Regions from separate parts of the Homo sapiens genome. Here region 2 is linked to region 1. A link is a loop called in an ENCODE intact Hi-C map of the cell type or tissue named here. Cell type or tissue: B cell. All regions are shown on one strand.

Region 1 (8,000 bases):
GTGGGAGGGGAGCAGTGGGAATTTAGAGGTGAGCCAAAGGCTTACTTCCCCAACTAAAGCAACAAATAAAAAATGTCTCCCCTGCCAGACTGCTCTTTGTGCCTGAAATTATCCCAAAAGACTCATTTCTTTGGGTAAAAATACAAACAGTCCTAGATCACTCGGGACCTTCTCATGAATGAACTCGGGTGATTCCCAGCCAGGAACAATGGCTTGTACGAAGTCACTCTGCAATGTCAGCTTTTGCGGGGAAACATCAGTCAAGAGTCAAGACCTTGAACTGAAAAGGCAAATCCAGCTGGAGGTTGCAGGTGGTGAGATCCTGGACAGCAGGGAGAGGCTTAGCATCAATGGGGTGGGGGTGGGATGGGGTGGGGGTGGGGTGAAGGTGGTGGAGGACTCCCAGGAGAGAAAAAAAAATGCAACTGGGGGTAAGTGTGAAGCCACACATACCAGAGTCAGAAAGAACTGGAGGCCAGGTGTGGTGGCTCATGCCTGTAATCCCAGCACTTTGGGAGGCCAAGGCAGGTGGATCGCCTGAGGTCAGGAGTTCGAGACCAGCCTGGCCAACATGACGAAACTCCGTATCTACTAAAAATACAAAAATTAGCCGGGCATGGTGGTGCACACCTGTAATCCCAGCTACTCGGGAGGCTGAGGCAGGAGAATTGCTTGAGCCCGGGAGGCAGAGGTTGCAGTGAGCTGAGATTGTGCCACTGCACTCCAGCCTGGTGAGATGCCTCAAAAAAAAAAAAAAAAAAAAGAACTGGAGTAAAGCCTCAGCCTTGCTACTTAACGGTGTGACCTTGCAAATGTTACTTTACCTCCTGTGCCTAAGTTTTCTCATGTGTAAAACAGAGCTAATAACAGAATCTACCCATGGGGCATTATAAGAATCAAACACATTCATGTGTGGAACAGTTAACGTTTACTGACCCTTGTGCCAGTAGCCATGCTAAGTGCTTTGCATATATTATCAACTCATTTAATCTTCATAGACAACCGATGGTGTGGTTATTATTTTACCCATTTTATAAAGGAAGAAAGTAAGGCACAGAGAGATGAAGTAACTTGCCCCAAGGTGGCACAGCTTCTAAGTGTCAGAGTCAACATTTGAACCTAGTCAGTCATATTTCAGGGGCAGTGGACCTGATGGCTACACTGAGCGACAGATGCTTCATCTCATAGAGTCAGCTGCAGTGGAGGGGGATGCAGTGCACGCTGCTGAAGGATGGACCTCTGGGCAGGGGTCCCTGTTGCTCAGGTCCAAATGCAGACCGAACAGTAGCCTTAATCATTAAAATCACTACAGAGCTAAGGGGTGAGAGCACACTCTGCCTGTTCTCTCTCCACCCCTAAGACACTCACCCTATTCCACACCCAGAGGAGGACATGGGGTGCTCCCTTCCAGAGCCTGGAGACCCTGGGATGGCTCCAGCCCCTTCTCCCAACATCCCCCCAACGAAGAGCACCAAGTACCCTTGCTCTGCTGTCCTGCCGGGCAGTTGTCCCGGGATCAGTGTTTTTGGTTGTTCTTTGTTTTAGCTTGCTTCCCTTTTAGAGTATCTCCTGAAATAAACAGCAGTGTTGCAACGAGAAAAGGGAGCCCAGCCTCTCTGGAGCAGTTACGATGGGCAAACAATGTCGAGGAAATCCACATGCGGTGTCTCACAGGGCCTTCACACCTTTGTGAAGTAGATATTATCATCTCCATTCTGCAGATGAGGACACCAGGCCCAGAGAGGCTAAATGACTTGCTCCAAGTCACAGAGCAAGTCGGCAGCACCTCGCTGCGTCAAATGCTTGTATGTTGGAATCCAAAGCTATTTATGGGACTTGGGGCCCAGTTGGGGCTTGTACACCCAACCCCCAAAGGTGAAGTTCTCTGTTCCTCATTCATTCCTTCATGTGCTGAGTGTTTTGCAGCAGCGGCTCAATGTCAGGCATTGGAGTAGAGACCATAGCAACCTGGCCTCCGTTTCATTCTGTTGGCAGGGCTGGCGGTCTTTCTAAATGGGATATTTGTAGAGGTTTCCATCGCCCCAGGTTCTGTAAGTCCTGATCATCAGCCCAGGGGCTGCTCCTCAGGGATGGGAGTTGGGGGTTCAGCTTCTTCTTGGGAGAATCCAGCTCTGGGTGTTTCAGGAAATTTCTGACCTGCCAGGTTTCCTAATCAGTCAGAGCTGGGGAGTGGGGGCCGAGAGAAGAGGTTTCCCGTCAGCCCAGCTTTTGTCTCTCACATGAGCCCGAGACAGACAAACCACAACCACAGACTCGACCAGCTGTGGAAGCGTCGAACAGGAAACCCAGAACATCTGGTGCTCCACTTCCTCTGAGGGCTGTGCACGTCTGGGGGGCCAGGTGCGCGTGTGCGCGTCCGCCTGTGTGCACAACTGTTTTCTCTCCTGCTGTTGGTTAGTGGGACCTGGATGCAGACAGAGCTGGAAACCACAGGTCTTGTGGTGACAAGGAAGCCAGACACTGGCTCCCCAACCCTTACAGCACGGCATCCCTCCTCAGACAGTAACCCGGGATCCGACCCAGTCTCGCAGGCCACCTGCCAGCACCCGGTCCTTGGCTAGCTTCAGGTCACCATTGAAGAAAGGGATTTATTTTCCTTTCAGATTGTGATGGTTTAGAGGCATTGTTTGGAGGTGAGGTGGGAGGGCTCTGCTTACATAGAACTTGGCCTCAGCGTACAGACCCACAAAAAGCAACCTCTGGACAAAAGCTGGGGTTTTTTTGTTTTTTGAGACAGAGTCTTGCTCTGTCAACCAGGCTGGAGTGCAACGGCGAGGTCTCGGCTCACTGCAACCTCTGCCTCCCAGGTTCAAGCGATTCTCCTGCCTTAGCCTCCCAAGTAGCTGGGATTACAGGCACGTGCCACCATGCCCGGCTATTTTTTTTGTATTTTTAATAGAGACAGGGTTTCGCCATGTTGATCAGGCTGGTCTTGAACTCCTGACCTCAGGTGATCCACCTGCTTCGGCCTCCCAAAGTGCTGGAATTACAGGCATGAACCACCGTGCCCAGTAGCCATGCAAAGTGCTTTGCTTATATTATTAACTCATTTAATCTTCATAGACAAACAGCTTTTAAAAAAAGCTGTTTTTAAAACAATTTGAGGAGCATCTGTGGATGAATGCTGAGGCCATGTGCCGGTCAGGGGGCAGTCTTCCCATTAGTGGTGGTGTTCTCTGCGTAAGGAGAAAACAGGGTTTTTAATTTTTCATTTTTCTGAAGGGAAGAATCATAAGGAAGTGGAAACAAAAGACTCCCCAAACCATAGCATGAGGTTTAACTCTCATGATACCTTAAGGAAGTAGGCATTATTATGCCCATTTCTATGAATCATGAAATAGATGTGCAGGAGGGTTCAGAAGTCACCCCAGCTCATACAGCGCCTAAGGAGCAGGGCCAAGGTTCAATTCAAACCGAATCCCAGCCTCATGCTAGATCTTAGTTCACACTTCATTCTTTCAATGAGCATTTATAATCTAAACTGTACCTAGCAAACAGGTGGGACTTCAATGTTTCTTGAATTAACCACCTAAATGTGCCATGATGTCAGAGACAGATGTCATCCTCACTGTAGCCCCCAGGTTCAGCACAGTATCCAGGAAAGAATGGGTGCTTGTAGTCCCAGCTACTCGGGAGGCTGAGGCAGGAGAATTGCTTGAACCCGGGAGGCAGAGGTTGCAGTGAGCCGAGATCTCGCCATTGCACTCCAGCCTGGTTGACAGAGCAAGACTCTGTCTCAAAAAAAAAAAAAAAAAAAAAAAGCATAGGTGCTTAATCAATGTCAGCCAATGAATACGTAAAGGAATTCTAAGTTTTAGAACAGTGATACTTTATTTTTCTTTGTTTGTTTGTTTGTTTTTGTTTCTTTTGAGCCGGAGTCTCACCGTCGGTCAGGCTGAAGTCCAGTGGTGCCAGCTCGACTCACTGCAACCTCCACCTCCCGGGTTCAAGCGATTCTCCTGCCTCAGCCTCCGGAGCAGCTGGGATTACAGGCGTGCACCACCACGCCTGGCTAATTTTTGTATTTTTAGTAGAGACGGGGTTTCACCATGTTGGCCAGGCTGGCCTCAAGTGATCCGCCCAACTCGGCCTCCCACAGTGCTGGGGTAACAGGTGTGAGCCACCACGCCTGGCCGATACTTCATTTTTCTGGAGGTCATTTACTTAGTAAGGCCAACTGGATCCTGGCTAAAAATGTGAAAGAAGACAGAAAGAGTCACGAGCAGTGAACAAAAGTCACGGGTCCTAGCACGTAAAAGCTCAAGTACTTGATTCAAAGCCGAAATTCTCAGGTCCTCAGTTGTAGCCTGGTTACCCTTACAAACACCAGTGCTAAAGAGCACGGTTACTAATCTTTCCAGGACACAAGATTTGAAAGCATCTGTTTCGAAGGGAGATGACCTGCTAGAGGAAGCTTGCGGGCAACAGCAAATTGGGAGTTCGACTAGCACTTTCAGACTGGGATGCAACGAAGAACTCGCCAGCAGAGGTAAGAGATGGGCAAGATGAAGAGAATGAACTCTGATTCTCGGATATCTGCCCGCAAGGTGGCTCCGAGAAAGCCAGCGGGAAACTGCAGCATCGCGGAGGACTTCTCTAGTTCAGGTTAAAGAGACAGCAGCCAGAGGGAGCCGACCTCAAACCCAACTCCCGACAGCAACCTTGAGGCCACCCGAGGTGGCGCATGCGCAGTGTGCGAGGTAGTGCTCTTCCTACCTGCCGACCTGCGGAGCCTTCTTACTGAGCAGGGCTTACGTCACGCAAGCGCCGCGGGTGTGTGACGTCATCTGAGAGCGCCACGCGCGGTCCCGAAAACCTGAGCACCCTCTGGCTAAGGCGTTGCTGTAGAGACGGTGCGCCAGCCCCGCCCCCGAGGCGGGATTGGAGGAAAACTGGACAGCTGACAAGGGTGACGTTTCGAAAGCGCGCGGGAGGCCGTGCTGGGACGCAGAGCCCGAAAACCTATTTGAGGGGCGTCTTGACCGAAGGTGCTAAATATCACATGTCCCCATTAAAGTAAAAATGCAAACTGCCCTAATCGGATTTCGTGTAAGGCAGGAGGGCTGGGAAGACTTAAATGTATCACTTCAGTAGTTTAGGGGTGGGAAGAAGAGTTTGGACCAGACTGGTGCCGGGATAACCTGACCTTTTTGAGCCTTAACTTCTTCTCGAAGGGATCGTTCCCATCAGCATATAAACATGTAATTTCCCCCTTCCTGAGAACCCTGTGGTGGCTCCAGCTCCCACCCCATCCCTTCGCTTTCTGAATACCGTAACTCCTTGGAAGAGTGTATATATTCTTTGTCCAGCTCTCTCCTCCCACTCTGTTGAACTCCCTCCAGCCAAACTCAGTCTCTCCCAAGTCCTCCTCTTACCTGCTCTATCAGCAATTTTTGATACAGTTTATCACCCTCTCCTCCGCAAAACTTTCTTCACTTGGCTTTTGGCAGTGCACACGCTTGTTTTTCTCCTCCATCCCTGCCCCACCTTCTCTGTTTCTTTTGCTAGCCTCTCCTCTTTTTCCTGACCTCTAAATGTATCAGTACCCCCAGCACTGGCTCCTTGGACTTCTCTTTCTTTTCGCTTAATCTCTTGATGATTTCATCGGGTTTCATGGCTTTAAAGACTATGTGCTGATGACTCCCCTCCTTATAGCTCCAGCCTGGAATTCATCCTCAAGAAAAATCCTTCTGGCTTCTCAGGCTGTAAACTTAGAGTTCTTCATCCCGTGTCAAATCTGTCAGCAGATCCTATTGGCTTTTCTTTTTTCCCCAGAATCCGGTATCCACTAACAGCATCTTAGACCAAGCCCCCATCTCTCACCTGGATTATTGTAATTGCCTAGCTGGTCCTTCCTCTGCTCCCACCCCGTCAGTCTGTGTTTACATAACAACCTCAGTAATTCTGTTAAAAGTCATATCATGTGCCTCCTCTGTGCAAAAACTACCAGGCCTCCTGTCTCAGAGTAAAAGCCAAACCTTTACCATGGCTAGAAGTGTTCCACACGGCCAGGCCTCTGTTCTAGACCTTTCCTTTCTTGTCTCCGTTCTCACTTAACACCAGCCACAGTGGCCATTCTGCCAGGCTTGCTTCTGCCTCTGGGATCCTGAACTTGCCTTTACCTCTGCCTGGAACTTGTCCTCAGTTATCCCCAGGGCTCTCTCCCTTACCTCCTCCAAGACTTGGCTCAAATGTTCCTCACTGAGAAAGGCTTTCACCAACCTCCTGGTTTTAAATTGCAAATCAGACTCCCCCAAGCCCGCATTCCCATTCCCTTCCTTTTGCTCCATTGCATTTAATGTATCACCTTCTAATAAACCGTTTAATTTAGTTCTTTATCTTATTTGATGTCCCTCTCCGCATGAAGACAGGAATTTGTTTCATCATTGCTCCATCCCCAATTCTGAGACAGAGTGCGTGGCACATGATAGGTGCTCAGTACAGGTCTGTGGAGAGAATGGGTGCATTGCAGAATCCAAGGGTTAAGGCATGGTTAGGAGCTAGAGCTTTAGAGGCTTGGGTTCCAGACTCCCTTTACCACTTAGCTGCTTTGTGGCTTTTTTTTTTTTTTTTTTTTGAGATGGAGTCTCACTCTGTGGCCTAGGCTGGAATGCAGTGGCCCCATGTGGGCTCACTGCAACCTCCGCCTCCCGGGTTCAAGAGATTCTCCTGCCTCAGCCTCCCAAGTAGCTGGGACTACAGGCGCCCACCACCACACCTGGCTAATTTTTGTATTTTTAGTAGAGACGGGGTTTTGCTATGTTGGCCAGGCTGGTCTTGAACCCCTGGTCTCAGGTGGTTCATCTGCTTTGGCCTCTCAAAGTGCTGGGATTCTTTGGGAAGCCGAGGCAAGTGGATCACCTGCGGTCAGGAGTTCGAGACCACCCTGGCTAATGTGGTGAAACCTCGTCTCTACTAAAAATACTAAAATTAATCGGGCGTGGTGGCGGGCACCTATATAGTACCAGCTATCCAGGAGGCTGAGGCAGGAGAGTTGCTTGAACCTGGGAGGCAGAGGTTGCAGATCACACCACTGCACTCCAGCCTGGGCAACAGAACGAGATTCCGTCTCAAAAAAAAAAAAAAAAAAAAAAAGGGCTGGGATTACAGGTGTGAGCCACCGCACCTGGCCATACTTTGTGGTCTTTAAGACATTTATTTAACCTTCCTGAGCCTCAGTTTCCTCATTTCTATTGTGGACAAAATAATACCTAAGGCTTTCGTTTGACAATATTGAACACCCCTAGATGACCAGCAAACATAGCATAGCTCCTGGAGATGCAATGGAGAACCTGAATGTCCCCTCGCTCCCCTGGAGTCTGTATGCTGAGAAAGGGGCTATAGACAGTAGTCATGCAGTCACCCAAATAAGACATTCTTCATAAATTGTGATAAGTGATGAAGGAAAAGCAGATCATGCTGAAGAGGCAGGCTGGGAAAGAACTTCCCTGAGAGGGCGACTTCACTGTCCAAGTCCGCTTAGGCTGCCATAACAAAATGCCACAGATGGAGGGATTTAAACAGCAGATGTTTGTTTTCTCATGGTTCTGGGGGGCAGAAATCCAGGCTGAAGGTGTCAGCAGGTTTGGTTTCTCCCTTAGCCTCTCTTCTTGACTTGCAGATAACCACTTTCTCTCTGTGTCCTCACATACATGATCTTCTCTCTGTGTGCCTGCACACGCTTGCTGCTGGTGTCTCTCCAGTGTCCTAATCTGTTTTTTGAAGACAGAGTCTCACTCTGTTGCCCAGGCTGGAGTGCAGTGGTGGGATCTCAGCTCACTGCAACCTCCACCTCCCAGGTTCAAACAATTCTTCTGCCTCAGCCTCCTGAGTAGCTGGGACTACAGGTGCACGCCACCATGCCTGGCTAATTTTTGTGTTTTTAGTAGAGATGGGGTTTCACCATGTTGATCAGGCTGGTCTCAAACTCCCAACCTTGTGATCCCCCTGCCTTGGCCTCCCAAAGTGCTGGGATTACA
Region 2 (8,000 bases), 550 kb before region 1:
TCTCAAACTCCTGGGCTCAAGCGATCCTCCCCTGCCTTGGCCTCCCAAAGCATGCTAGGATGATTATAGGGGTAAGCCACCAGGACCAGCCAATAATGACATCTAATTATTTCTTCCCAACGGGGTTTTATAATTTGTAAATAGAGGAAAGATTCTTTGAACACCAGGATACTTCAAGGGAAGGGGCTTCCTTTAACACCACCTTAAAAAAAAAAATACAAGAATTTCCAGCAATGAACAACAAATACCAATTCCTCAAAGAAAAACCCATTCTTACTTTTTTCCTTGGCGCTCTCCAAAGAAACTAACTGAACAACTTATAGAACTGAGGTGGGTGAGAGGAACTTAGTGTTTAAAGCCATTATCTACCTGGGCTCCCCTCCAACATCTTCTCTGGAATGTCCTGAGGTGGCAAGTGGCAGGTTTTTAACTTTCAAAATTATTTACTGAAGTCACTTCTGTGGCTTTGTTGTCTATGTAACAATGGAGTTTTATTCATTAGCCAAAAAAAGGTACTTACTTTTTACTAGGTTCCAAAAAGGCAAATTTGTTTAAACATATTTTTAGATTTAATTTTGCGTTTTGGCAAATTATATACCCGAGTAACATTTCCATCACTGCAAAAAGTTATCTCAGGCCATTTCCAGTCAATATCCCCCTGCCCCATCTCCAGGCCACCACTGTGGTATACTTTGAGTATTTCAGTCATACTTTTAAAGGCAATTTTATTAGGGTGCCTCAGTACTTTTGTTTTCATTTTAGTGACTTAAGACGAAAGAAAGTCTTGGCCGGGCGCGGTGGCTCACGCCTGTAATCCCAGCACTTTGGGAGGCCGAGGAGGGTGGATCACGAGGTCAGGAGAGGAGGCTGAGGCAGAAGAATGGTGTGAACCCGGGAGGTGGAGCTTGCAGTGAGTCGAGATCGCGCCACTACACTCCAGCCTGGGCGACAGAGAGACTCCGTCTCAGAAAAAAAAAAAAAGACAAACGTCTTAGGATGTGAAAATAAAGTGTGATTTTTTTTTTATTTTTTGAGACGGAGTTTCGCTGTTGTCGCCCAGACTGGAGTGCAATGGCGCCATTTTGGCTCACTGCAACCTCAGCCTCCTGTCTCAGCCTCCCGAGTAGGTGGGATTACAGGCGCCTGCCATTACGCCCAGGTGATTTTTTTTTTTTTTTGAGACGGAGTCGCGCTCTTTCGCCCAGGCTAGAGTGCAGTGACACGATCTCGACTCACTGCAGGCTCCGCCTCCAGAGTAGCTGGGACTACAGGCGCCCACCACCACACCCGGCTAATTTTTTGTATTTTTAGTAGAGATGGGGTTTAGTAGAGTAGGATGGTCTCGATCTCCTGACCTCGTGAGCCACCCACCTCGGCCTCCCAAAGTGCTAGGATTACAGGCGTGAGCCACCGCGCCTGGTCGATTTTTGTATTTTCAGTAGAGACGGGGTTTCACCACGTTGGTCAGGCTGGTCTCTAACTCCCGACCTCAGGTGATCCTGAGGAGGCCCACCTCGGCATCCCAAAGTGCTCGGATTACAGGCGTGAGCCACCGCGCCCGGACCATTCACAGCTTTTTTAGCTGCCTGGATGGAACCCCGAATTAGGGACACGGTAAATGAATGGAGCAGTCAGGGCCCGGGTGGGCCTGAAAGGCAAGTGAAGCAATGGACCCTACCGCCCAGAGAAGCGCACAGAGCAGGGGAACATTGAACAGGAAGCTTTCTTAAAATACATCCTTCTTGGCCTAGCGCGGTGGCTCACGCCTGTAATCCCAGCACTTTGGGAGGCCGAGGCGGGCGGATCACCTGAGGTCGGGAGCTCAAGACCAGCCTGGCCAACATGGTGAAACACCGCCTCTACTAAAACAACAACAACAACAAAAAAAAAACAAAATTAGCCGGGCGTGGTGGCGCATGCCTGTAATCCCAGCTACTCGGGAGGCTGAGGTAGGAGAATCGCTTGAACCCAGGAGGCCGAGGTTGCGGTGAACCGAGATCCGAGATCGCGCAATTGCACTCCAGCCTGGGCAACAATAGCAAAACTCAAAAAAAAAAAAAAACCAAATCAGATCAGGCCCGATTTTTGGTGGCCAGCCGGGGAGCCGCTCTTGCCCAACTTGGGCGAGGTCGCCTGGAGGACTTGCCAATGATCTAACGGCTCTGCTGTAGGTTCCTCAAGAGGTGCCTTCTCGGAGTTAAATGAGTCACCGCTTACTAGGCAGAAGCGCGGGCCGCGAGCGCGGGCGAGAGGCGGGGGCTACCGGTGGGGGAGGGGGCCGCAGCCTCGTGGCCATCTCCACTATCGCCGCCCTCCTCCATTTTAGGAAGGGCCTGGCCTGAGTGGCCACCGCCGCTAAGTCTGCGTCTATCCCAAAAACCTTACACTTGGCTACGATGGAAAAGCAACTTCCACTCCCAACTCCCGCTGTGCTAAGCAGCTCGCGTGTGCAGCTCCCGACCTTCCCTGACAGTGACTCGGCCCCGCAGTCGGTAATCACGTGTTGATCTGCACTTTCCCCTCCAAAGAAATCGGGGGCCCAGCACGTGCGCCTGGCATTGCGCCCCCGCCCCGGGCCTCGGGGTGAGCGGGGGCGCCAGTTCCCACCCAGGGAGGCGGCTTGCACGTGCCCCCGACCCCGCCACGCTGGGCCTGCGGGCGCGCCGCCTCCCTCGGAGGGAAAAGAGCCCCACAAGCCCAGAAAAGCCCTGCGCCGCCTGCCCGTTGCTCAGCCCTTCCCCAATCATTACCTAGCCACTGGGTCTCGTCGCCTAGGAGAGGAAGCGGAGGGTGCTGCAGACACCGAGGTGAACGTAAAGCCGGCGAGATCTCCGTGCTCCGGGTACCCACAGATACTGTCCGCGCCGCCCGCGCCGACTTCCTGCCTAGCTAAGGCGAGCCCCACCCACTTCCCGCCTCCGGGGCACGCCCCCTCAGCTCCGCCTCGCCATTCGTCGGGAGAGCCGTCACTCATTCCCTCACCTCCCGGAAAGGGGTGGGACTGCGACGGCTGCAGTAGCGTGGAAAGGGGGGTGACGTCCCGCGGACTTGAGGCGGGCAGATCTGGGGGGCCCCGACTCCCCAGCGGCCCTGTAGTGGTGCGGGCGAAACTCTGGCCCCAGATAGGACCGGTGAGCCGAACTGGGGTGTGCGGAGCCGGGGCTCCGGGGGATGGCCCGGGGCGGCGTGGCGGGCATGAGAGCTCGGGGCTCCGTCACGTACTCCGAGTCCCGCACGCACTCAGCGTCGCTCTGGGGCCCCACGTCCGGCCCTCGACCTTGCTGACAACTTTGGCGGCCCGGGCCTGCCGCGGCCCTCCTGCCCCGCCCCTCCTGCCTCGCGCCGCGATCCGAGAGACCCCGTTGGCGTCGAGTCGTTGAGAGGCTGCGCGCCTCGGCCCCACTCCGGGGTTGGGGCGCTGGCCCCGCCGCAGCGCTGCGTGTCCGGGGCCACGTGCGCCGCCTGCGCCTGCGCGCTGCCCTCCAGCCGCGCCCGTCTGGCCGGGCTCCGCCTGGCACCCGCCAAGGTGACCCTGTCCCTTTCTCCTTGCTGCGGTGAGAATCAGGCCGAGACAGCCAAAGGAAGGTTCACTTTCCTTTAATTCTACCTCATACTTTTTGAGTGCCTTCTAGGTGTCCGGCGCGCCCCCACGTGCTTCCCCAGTGTTAATTCATTCTCTCTCTAGTCCATGTCATGTTGCCTCTCAAATTTTACATCCCTCTCATTCCCATCTAGGGAACTAGATCAAACCTACCTGGATTCTTGTGAACCATTCATGTGAATTATTTGGAACTGGAATTTCACACAGACCCGGGGAATTTCTCAAAGTTCAAGACGGGTCATATTCCGTGGAATACGGAAGGAGTTGGAGTGATTTCACTTTTCTGATCAAGAACTGATAGCCATTAAAACTCAGCTCCGCAATATATCCCCCCACTCCAAGGGAGGGCTGAGATGATCACTTCGTTTTCTGTTACGGCTACTTTTATATTTTTCAACATTACTGCTGGTCTGTAAGAGAACTAAAACATCTGATTTTCCTCATTTCCTTGTAAAGAGGTGTTCAAATATGTACTTGAATTTAATTATTTCTTCTGGTCAGCTGCAAAACCTGCTTTTCTTCCTTAACCCCTAGCATTTTTATCCTCTTAGCTACAGACAGGTTTCCATGGCGTTGGTTAAAAATTAAGGCCTATTGAGACCATAGTATTTGCTTTCCAGTGAGTAAGAAGCAAGAACTTTAGGATTAAATTCAGCAAAAAGAAAAAAAAAAAGAGTAAAATTTTGCAAGCAGAGTTTGTGATTTCACCAGCAACACACTAACGTTTTTGGCTACTGAAAACCACTATCCCCAGCCCCATGACTCAGCAGCTAAATCAACAGCCAACATCTCCTACTGGTAAGGACTCTAAGAAATCAGGCACTTGGTACTCTCAGAGCAATTCTAAGGCGTGGCCCTGAAAGGGCTCCAAACAATCTTATTTTACATAAAAATGGTTAGAGAGATAAAGATACTCTGCTGTGGCCAGAACCAGTAAATCTAGCAGGAAATCAGAGGCCGAACATGATCCCGGACTGCTGCCGTTGCAAGATTCTTGGAGGCTGCAGCGCCACATTCTGAGCCAGCACTTCGACCTCACATTGTAGCTAAAATGTTAATGATTACTAGAGATGTCCTGAAATCTTTTTCAAAATTCACAGGCTGCCAAATGCCCTCCCTGTTTCCATAGCTCCTTAGGCTTTGTTAGCAGGCTGTGGGGTTCACATTTGCTTGTAGTCAGCACAACGGCATTGCATTTAGTTATTATTTCTCACTTGCTGTAAGCTTGTTGAGAAGTTTTATTGGTGGTGGGCAGGTGGGGAATAACTGTCCAAAGCTATCAGAATACCACACCTTGAAGCACTGTAGGTAACACATGCATGGTGTCTGCAGGTGGCCGGGATCAAGGGAGAGTGAATCTGCTACGACCTGTAACTCGCTTGGATTACTGATTCTCCCTGTGATACGTGTGTAAAAATCACTGGTCAGCTTGAGAAAGGGATCTTTGTGAAAGAGGGTCTCCAGCCAGATAGGGAACTTCAGGGTTGGATAAGGAGCTCTGGGGAGGTAAGATACCAGATGAGTGCAGAAGGGGATGTAGCTGGATGGTCCCTCCTCATAACAGATCATGAGGTTTTGGTATTCATCACTCAGTATTTCACGTACACCAGAGACTACATAAAGCGTATATAAATCTCTGTGTACCCACATCCCGCTTAAGAAATGGAACACCATGCTGGGCGCGGTGGCTCACGCCTGTCATCCCAGCACTTTGGGAGGCCGAGGCGGGCGGATGACGAGGTCAGGAGTTCCAAGACTAGCCTGACCAACATGGTGAAACCCCGTCTCTACTAAAAATATAAAAATCAGCTGGGCTTGGTGGCAGGCGCCTGTAGTCCCAGTTACTCAGGAGGCTGAGGCAGGAGAACCACTTGAACCCGGGAGGCGGAGCTTGCAGTGAGCCGAGATCACGCCACTGCACTCCAGCCTGGATGACAGAGCGAGACACCGTCTCCAAAAAAAAAAAAAAAAAAAAAGAAAGAAAGAAAGAAATGGAACCCTAGAGTCCAGGCTTAGTGGCTCACATCAGTACTCCCAGCACTTAGGGAGGCTGAGGCAGGAGGATTGCTTGAGCCCAGGAGTTCCAGAACAGCAGAACAGCCTGGGCAACATGGAGGAGACCCCAGTCTCTGTAAAAACTAAAAAATTAGGCAGATGTGGCACATGCCTGTAGTCCTATCCCAGCTGCTTGGGAGACTCGGGTGGGAGTGTCACTTGAGCCCAGGAGGTTAAGATTACAATGAGCTATGATTGTACCAGTGCACTCCAGCCTGGGAGATAAAGACCTGTCTCAAAGGAAGAAATGGGGCCGGACATGGTGGCTCACCCCTATAATCCCATCACTTTGGGAGGCTGAGGGGGGTGGATCACCTGAGGTCAGGAGTTTGAGACCAGCCTGGCCAACATGGTGAAACCCCATCTCGACTAAAAATACAAAAAATTAGCCAGGTGTGGTGGCACATGCCTGTAATCCCAGCTACTCAGGAGGCTAAGGCAAGAGAATTGCTTGAACCCAAGAGGCAGAGGTTGCAGTGAGCCAAGATCATGCCATTGCACTCCAGCCTGGGCAACAAGAGTTAAAAAAAGAAAAGAAATGGAAAGTTAAAAAAAAAAAAGAAAAAAGAAATGGAGGCCGGGTGCGGTGGCTCATGCCTGTAATCCCAGCACTTTGGGAGGTTAAGGCGGGTGGATGACCTGAGGTCAGGAGTTCAAGACCAGCCTGGCCAACATGGTGAAACCCCATCTCTACCAAAAATACAAAGATTAGCCGGGTGTGGTGGTACATGCCTGTACTCCCAGCTGCTCGGGAGGCTGAGGCAGGAGAATCATTTGAACCCGGGAGGCGGAGGTTGCAATGAGCCAAGAGTGTGCCATTACACTCCAGCCGGGCGACAGAGCAAGATTCCTTCTCAAAAAAATAAAAAAAAGAAATGGAACATTAGTAATGTCATTTAGGTCCCCTGTATGTTCTTTGACCCCAGAGGTAGCCACTATTCTAAATTTTGTGTTTTATTATTCCCTTGCTTTTTTTTTTTTTTTTTTTTTTTTTTGAGACGGAGTCTCACTCTGTCGCACAGGCTGGAGTGCAGTGGCTGATCTCAGCTCACTTTAAGTTCCGCCTCTCCGGTTCACACCATTCTCTTGCCTCAGCCTCCCGAGTAGCTGGGACTAGAGGTGCCCGCCACCACACCCAGCTAATTTTTTGTATTTTTGGTAGAGATGGGGTTTCACCATGTTAGCCAGAATGGTCTCGATCTCCTGACCTCGTGATCCACCTGCTTCAGCCTCCCAAAGTGCTGGGATTACAAGTGTGAGCCACCGCACCTGGTCTATTCCCTTGCTTTTTAAAATGATTTTTTTTTTTTTATTTTTAGAAGGAGTCTCATTTTTTTTTGCCCAGGCTGGAGTGCACTGATGCGATCTCGACTCACTGCAACCTCTGCCTCCTGGATTCAAGCGATCCTCCTGCCTCAGCCTCCTGAGTAGCTGGGATTACAGGCACCCACTACCACGCCCAGCCAATTTTTTTTGTATTTTTAGTAGAGGCAGGGTTTTACCATGTTGGCCAGGCTGGTCTCAAACTCCTGACCTCGTGATCCACCTGCCTCGGCCTCCCAAAGTGATGAGATTACAGGCATGAGCCACCTCGCCCAGCCTATTTTATATTATTTTATTTTATTTTTGATACAGAGTCTCTCTCTGTCACCCAGGCTGGAGTGTAGGGGCACAGTCTTGGCTCACTGCAACCTTTGCCTCCCGGGTTCAAGCGATTCTCCTGCCTCAGCCTCCGGATTAGCTGGGATTACAGCCGCATGCCACCACGCCCGGCTAAGCTTTTGTATTTTTAGTAGAGATGGGGTCTCACCGTATTAGCTATGATGGTCTTGATCTCCTGACCTCTTGATCCTCCCGCCTCAGCCTCCCAAAGTGCTGAGATTATAGGTGTGAGCCACCGTGCCCAGCCGTATTTTATTTTTAAATATATATAAAAAAATTATAAGTACAGAACACTTCACAGATTTGCATGACGTCCTCGCGCGGGGCCCATGCTGATCTTCTCTGTATCATTCCAATTTTTTTTTAGTATATGTGCTGGCAAGTCATGCTAGGTTGGCATTCCTCAGGGTGTCCAAATGAGAGGAGTAAAGGGGAGGTGATTAAGCAAGAAGGCCCAGGGGAGCTGGGGAAGCTGGGAGCAGAGTTCCCCTGGGCAGAGGTCATGAAGGGGCACCCAAGTGACAGCCGAGGGAGAACAACTTCTGGAAAGTCTGTCTCAGCAGGCATCAGAGGAAAGCATCTCTATTTGGCATCAAAGAGCTCAGCATGGCCTCCCTCAGGGCCCCAGCGCCTTTATCTTTGGGATGGATGTGATAATAGTCTCAGGGGGAGGTCGGCAGTC

Evidence for each region. Peaks named below come from ENCODE experiments on the same cell type or tissue, not always from the same donor. Only the 100,000 strongest peaks of a DNase experiment are listed, where the experiment ranks them.
Region 2: it touches region 1 in a loop (24-fold over the local background); 2 of 110 quality-filtered maps call a loop at or near these places.

What each region holds. Positions count from the first base shown.
Region 1 is chr1:9,424,185-9,432,184 of GRCh38, forward strand. It overlaps LINC02606 (long intergenic non-protein coding RNA 2606), which reads right to left and starts at 4,812. Exons shown (of 2, transcript NR_104622.2): 1 at 4,738-4,812; 2 at 910-3,197. RefSeq lists enhancers at 2,110-2,159, 3,545-4,179, 4,678-4,907, 4,968-5,057. In B cell, CTCF peaks have their summits at 4,495 (motif pointing right) and 4,698; DNase peaks (open chromatin) are centred at 2,317 and 4,807; H3K4me3 peaks cover 2,327 bases; H3K27ac peaks cover 4,465 bases.
Region 2 is chr1:8,875,830-8,883,829 of GRCh38, forward strand. ENO1 (enolase 1) reads right to left here and starts at 2,857. Exons shown (of 12, transcript NM_001428.5): 1 at 2,751-2,857. ENO1-AS1 (ENO1 antisense RNA 1) reads left to right here and starts at 3,006. Exons shown (of 2, transcript NR_038351.1): 1 at 3,006-3,131; 2 at 3,736-4,056. It also overlaps the pseudogene RNU6-304P. RefSeq lists enhancers at 1,694-2,286, 2,287-2,880, 2,881-3,472, 7,655-8,000 and silencers at 2,231-2,350, 2,561-2,610, 3,331-3,580. In B cell, CTCF peaks have their summits at 3,607 and 3,806; DNase peaks (open chromatin) are centred at 751, 1,537, 2,252, 2,952 and 1 weaker place; H3K4me3 peaks cover 3,024 bases; H3K27ac peaks cover 3,033 bases.